2 separate regions of the Homo sapiens genome follow, and region 1 is linked to region 2. A link is an interaction called in ENCODE POLR2A ChIA-PET data of the cell type or tissue named here. Cell type or tissue: GM12878. All regions are shown on one strand. Links, peaks and the distances in the headings refer to the core of each region. The heading gives the core; the rest is flanking DNA. Region 1 has its middle 56 kb from the start of LINC01907. Region 2 holds the start of SP140 (SP140 nuclear body protein).

Evidence for each region. ChIA-PET counts read pairs that join two places held together with the same protein. Peaks named below come from ENCODE experiments on the same cell type or tissue, not always from the same donor. Only the 100,000 strongest peaks of a DNase experiment are listed, where the experiment ranks them.
Region 1: POLR2A ChIA-PET joins it to region 2 with 11 read pairs; 2 of 35 experiments call an interaction of 5 or more read pairs at or near these places.

The regions. Positions count from the first base shown.
Region 1 is chr2:230,642,634-230,645,541 of GRCh38, reverse strand. No RefSeq gene overlaps it. Among named protein-coding and RNA genes, the nearest start is that of LINC01907, 56 kb to the left of the region's middle. RefSeq lists an enhancer at 910-1,079. In GM12878, for the core only: no CTCF peak of the experiment used is centred there; a DNase peak (open chromatin) is centred at 1,352; H3K27ac peaks cover 1,499 bases.
Region 2 is chr2:230,223,892-230,226,726 of GRCh38, reverse strand. SP140 (SP140 nuclear body protein) reads right to left here and starts at 991. Exons shown (of 27, transcript NM_007237.5): 1 at 824-991. The coding sequence starts at 882. It also overlaps a transcript of SP110 not described here. RefSeq lists enhancers at 402-451, 472-551, 622-671, 902-1,111. In GM12878, for the core only: no CTCF peak of the experiment used is centred there; DNase peaks (open chromatin) are centred at 266, 572 and 1,006; H3K4me3 peaks cover 2,039 bases; H3K27ac peaks cover 2,279 bases.

The DNA.
Region 1 (2,908 bases), core at 308-2,807, 420 kb before region 2:
TGGAGTGCAGTGGTACGATCTCATCTCACTGCTACCCTCTCCTCCTGGGTTCAAGTGATTCTCATGCCTGTGCCTCAGCCTCCTGAGTAGCTGGGATTACAGACACCTACAATCACACCTGGCTAATTTTCATATTTTTAGTAGAGATGGGGTTTTACCATGTTAGCCAGGCTGGTCTCGAATTCCTGATCCCAAGTGATCTGCCTGCCTCGGCCTCCCAAAGTGCTGGGATTACAGGAGTGAGCCACTGCACCTGGCCAGTCTTTCTTTCAAATTTTAGAGACAGGGTCTTGCTGTATCGCCCAGGCTGGAGTACAATAGCTCTTTACAGGCACAGTCATAGAACACTGCAGTCTTGAACTCTTGGCTTCAAGCAATCTTCCTGCCTCAGCCTCTTGAATAGCTCAGATTACAGGTGTGCACCATTGTGCCAGCCAGAAATGATTTTTTTTTTTTTTTTGGAGTCGTGCAATCGTGGCTCATTACAGCCTCAACTTCTGGGGCTCAAGTGATCCTCCCACCTCAGCCTCCTGAGTAGCTGGGATTATAGGCGTGTGCCACCATACCTGGCTAATTTTTAAGATTTTTTTGTAGAGACAAGGTCTCTGTGTTGCCCAGGCTGGTTTTGAACTCCTAGGCTCAAGAAATCTGCCCGCCTCCCAAAGTGCTGGGATTATAGGTGTGAGCCACCATGCATGCTCCAGAAATAAAAAATTTTAAGGAAGTATTATGTAGAACAACCAGGGCTGGGACTGGAATGAGGCAAGAGAGGTATCTAAGACACAAAATTGTGAGGAGGCATTCACTCTCCTCTTCTCTTGCCTCACCCTACTCCTGCACTTGAGAAACTATCAGAAAGGGTAGGGCGCAAGGGCACCATGGCTCATGCCTGTAATCCCGCCACTTTGGGAGGCCGAGGTGGGCAGATCACTTGAGGCTAGGAGTTAGAGACCAGCCTGGCCACGATGGTGAAACTCTGTCTCTGCTAAAAATACAAAAATTAGCTGGGTGTGGTGGTGAGCTCCTGTGGTCCCAGCTACTCGGGAGCCTGAGGTGGGAGGATCACCTGAGCCCAGGGAGGTCAAGGCTGCAGTGAGCCAGGATGGTGTCACTGCACTCTGGCCTTGGTGACAGAGTGAGACCCTGTCTCAAAAAAGAAAAAAAAAAAGAAAAAAGACTGAATTTTACTGTAGGTAGATTACACTTTAATTTTTAAAAAAGGAAAAAACAAAGTAAGGCCCTTGGGCTATTGGAAACTAGCTACCCTGACGTAGATCAGCCAAAGTACCCCAGCTCTATAAGCTCACTTCATGTGAGCTCGAGCCCTGTATGCACTTTGCCCCACTCTTAAAGGCACCATGGGAGGAAACGGAAAGTTCAAGAGGCAGGAAGAAGTCAGAAGAGCCATGTGATGAGTATCTAACTGTATTTAGCTTCAGTTTCAAGATGTGGTGAACATGCAGAAGAGAATGAAAAACTCCCACTGCCTCTTGTCCCCAGGTTTTAGGCAGGAAACTTGATTATGAGTAAAATAATTGAGTGATTGGTTTATTGGATAGACAAGTGACAGGAAACATCCCACCCCCGCTCCCGTGTCCCCTGCCCTCCTGCCCACTCAAACCTGCTGTTTGACATCATCTTGTCTATTTCTGCTGTCTTGGTTTGGGTGTCCCTGGAAACAGACCCTGAGACGTGAACTGGGTATAAATAGTGAGGAAGTAAGATAGGAAAGGGAATGGGCCATTAAAGAGTGAGTTTTCAGACCAGAGGTCACAGCATTATCCCGACTGAGGGGCAGGAAGCTGTGGTACTTACCCAATGACTTCCTGTCCCTCCTTGGTTGAAGACTACTTCCAGGCACTTGACCACTCCAGCACTTCCTGTTTGCCTTGCTCAAGCGTTGAGCACCCTCCCTGGCCAGATAAAAGCTGTTGGGCAGAGGCTCGGGTATTGGCAATACAAGGCCTTCCTGCGTAGGTTGAATGCCCGGGATGTGGGCACAACAGTGCTCACTAGACCTGGTTAAAATCTGGGGATGGCCCACAGTTTTTCCAGGACCTTTTAGTTATAAGAACAGACTCCTTTTAATAATTAAAAAAAGTCTTATCTCTTCTAATATTCAATATTTTATCCTACTAACGCCCTCTACCCTGCTTCAGCTGGGGCCTGTCTTAGTCCAGGAACTGTGGGGAGTGGTCTGATCGCTTTTCTGACTCTCAACCTCTGGTCTCCTTCGCCACCTGTTCTTTTGGTCTCTGCAGGACTAGAGTGGGCAGGGGAAGAGAGGTGAGGGGCAGGAAGGGCTTTGGTTGACCTGCTCTGTTGTAATTTTAAGTGGGAACTCCAGGGAACTGGATGACACCTCCTGCTGCCCAATTGATCACCAATGCAGGGTCCCTGCTTTCTGGTTCATTCCCCTGCTTTACTTGCAGCAAGTTCTCCTGGGCAGAGTCTCTCTCAAGGAGACCTGGCCCAGCTCCTTTCAGCGAGCCCATCTCTGGCCTCTGGGAGATGCACATCCATCCTTGTCCCACCAGGCTCTGGAAGTGCAGGCCCTTTCCACCACCGTCATGTCTCTTCCTGTATTTGCCAAGCAGGGTGAGTTCCAGCCATGGCCTCCAGGCTATAGATTCTTTGGGTGTGGCTTCAGTCCCGAGTCCTTCGTGTCTATCTCTCCAAGGGATTCCTTATTTTTTAATTTTTAAATTTATTTTTATTTTTTGAGATGGAGTCTCGCTCTGTAGCCCAGGCTGGAGTGCAATGGCGTGATCTTGGCTCACTGCAACCTCTACCTCCCGGGTTCAAGTGATTCTCCTGCCTCAGCCTTCCAAGTAGCTGGGATTACAGGCGTGTGCCACCATGCACAGCTGATTTTGTATTTTTAGTAGAGATGGGGTTGCATCATGTT
Region 2 (2,835 bases), core at 1-2,500:
GTAATGGTGTGATCTTGGCTCGCCAAAACCTCTGCCTCCCTGGTTCAAGCGATTATCCTGCCTCAGCCTCCTGAGTAGCTGGAATTACAGGCATACACCATGACACCCAGCTAATTTTGTATTTTTAGTAAAGACAGGGTTTCTCCACGTTGGTCAGACTGGTCTCATTGTCTTACATTTTTTAAAGATGATTTCCAGGCTTCTCTGACCAGATATGTAAAAAATACCAGAACAGAAGAATAAAAAAAGCAGAAGCAGCACTCACTCTCTACCTGCTTGCCTTTTTTGTTGGGTCTCATCTGCTTTCACTTCCTCCTACCAAGTATTCAGAGATCCTGAAGTGATTCTAGGGCTAAGAGCCACATAGATGGGCTCAGAGCAGAACCGGTCCCCAACTACACAGCCTGGAAAGTGTGACAACAGACAGGCGTTTGGATTTTAATTCTTCTAAAAAGATCCTTTTTAGACAGAGTTGTCTTTTGGAGTGGGGATAAAGGAGGCCTGGGGGAGAAGAGAGGGTTCAGAGGTCACGGGGAATCATCCAATCCTACACAAAGCCTCAGAACAGGCATGATGTTCAAACAGCTCCAGTCCAGCCATTTGCAGATGTAAGAGAATAGGAAGATGATGTGAGTCACGGCATCCTTGAGTTTCTCCAACAGCCAATCCCTGCAATTTAAAAAATCTGATTGCCTCGTTATTTATTTGTAACTGAATTCTATTGTATACCTGTAGAGTGAAGCTGGGTAGACATTAAATAACAAGTATGAAAGGGAACCCTACCAGAGATGAAGGACAGACGGGAAAGGAGACGATGACCCACCTGAAGTTGAGATTGCTGTCTCCACTTGCCATCTGCCCCTGCTGGCCCTGCTGGGCCATGAGCTTGGCCTAGGATCACACCCGATTCGATTTTCACTGCCCCGTTCCTTCCTGCAGCTCTGAGGTGAAGCTGCCAACTGCCCCTCGGTGCTCAGTCAAAGAGGAAAAGAAAAGTGAAATTGCCTAACTAGCTGACGTGGGTGCACCAACTCTACAGTCCTCCCTCCACCCAATCTCCATGACGTCTCTCAGTCAAGGGAGGAGGAGCAGAGCCAGCCCCACGAGGCCACGGAAGACAGGGTCACTTGTTCCTGCCAAGGAAAGAGGGTGGAAAAGTCATTCAACTCAAGCAGATCAAAGTTGTTTTGAGGTAAGGTGGCATCATGAGGAGGAAGTAAACTCTGTATTTGTCCCCACCCCTTGCTGAGGTGGCTGAGAAGGACAAGTGAAGACCAGACATTTCAAATCTTCAGTCAGGCTCCAGGGCTGGCCATGCACCTTAGTGAGCCTGGGCTGGATGGCTTAGGCCCAGTGTTTGGACATGGGGCCAGGGAGAACTGAAATAGCATGCATTAGAAAGTGGGGGAGATGCTCTTAGCACTCCATGAAAGCAGACAGAGGTAAAAGACAACTCTCTCAACTCCTCCAGCCAAAGGCAAGTGCTGAGGTTGGGCAGAGAAATGAGGTGCAATTCTAAGTTTTCTCAAATATGTGGGCACTTTACAACAGCAGCCAGGGGTGACTGGGAAAAAAATGAGCTTCAACCATTTCACTGAAATCTTGAGGAGAGTGACAGCCTTCTCACTGGATGGGGAAAGGGTTTGGAGCTGAGATTATCTAGACCTTCAAGGACAATATGATACAGGAGGATAGCTGTATTACATTTATGTTTGCACACAATTTTTCATTTATACCCAGCCCTCATTCTGTAAAGGATTTGAAACAATTTACAAAAACACACTATATCAGCATAAAGTCGAGTGATAAACAAATGGAAGCAAAGGGCAAATATAAAAAATATAACCACAGGACTAGAAATCCAGGCAGAAAAATGGGTCAAAGACAGGGGGCTGATGAGAGCCAGGGTATGGGTAGAATCCAGGGCCAGTGACAGAACAGTAGTGAGGATTGAAAAGCCAGAGGCAAAGCAGTATTTTTCCAAAACATGTGCTCCTGAATCCTACTTTTTCTGGTTCATTACACATATGCAAGGAAATTTGCATACATAAGTTTGCAAAATACAGAGTGCAAGAAATTTCTACCCCTTCCACACTTCTGCTTTCTTTCTACCAAAGGAACAAACACCAATCTGGTTGAGACAAACTCTAGAACACTGATGAGGACACCTTTTCCAGTATCTCTCTCTCTCTCCTCTCTCTCTCTCTCTCTGTCCTCTCTCTCCTCTGTCTCCCTCTCTCTCCCTCTCTCTCCCTCCCTCTCCCTCCCTCTCCCTCTCTCTCCCTCCCTCTCCCTCCCTCTTTAAAACAAGAAGGAAAAGTATGCTGGGCTTCTGTTAGACACAGCTGTCCTCTCCTCCCAGTCTCCATGGGGCTCCAACAAGGCCTGGTACAGACTATACCGCCTGCTCCAGCATCCCCTCTCTCTCTTCTCTCTGCCCTTAGGCAGTAGGCAGACCCAGGACACCAATGAACTGGACATTTTTGAAAATGTGCCAGCTTCTTTTGCTTATAAGCACAAGGCCATTGGTGTTCCTCAGCTGACTGGTGGTAAGATTGGTACTTCAGGGGTACTGCTGCTACTACTAGAAAGCCCTACTTTGCAACACCATGCATTAGCCCAGGTAAGGATAGCCTGAAATTTCAGTTCTATTTCCCACTATCTTGTTTTTCCCTATGCTCACTACAGAACCTCTCCTGGGTAAGGGATTCCTGGGCCAGGCATATGTAGGACCATCAGACCATCTCTGGTTCCCAATGTCTTCCTTTACTGCCACGTGACCAGTGGAGTCAGAAGGCTCCGGCCTGCCTCCTGGCTCTGTTCCCCCATCCAGAT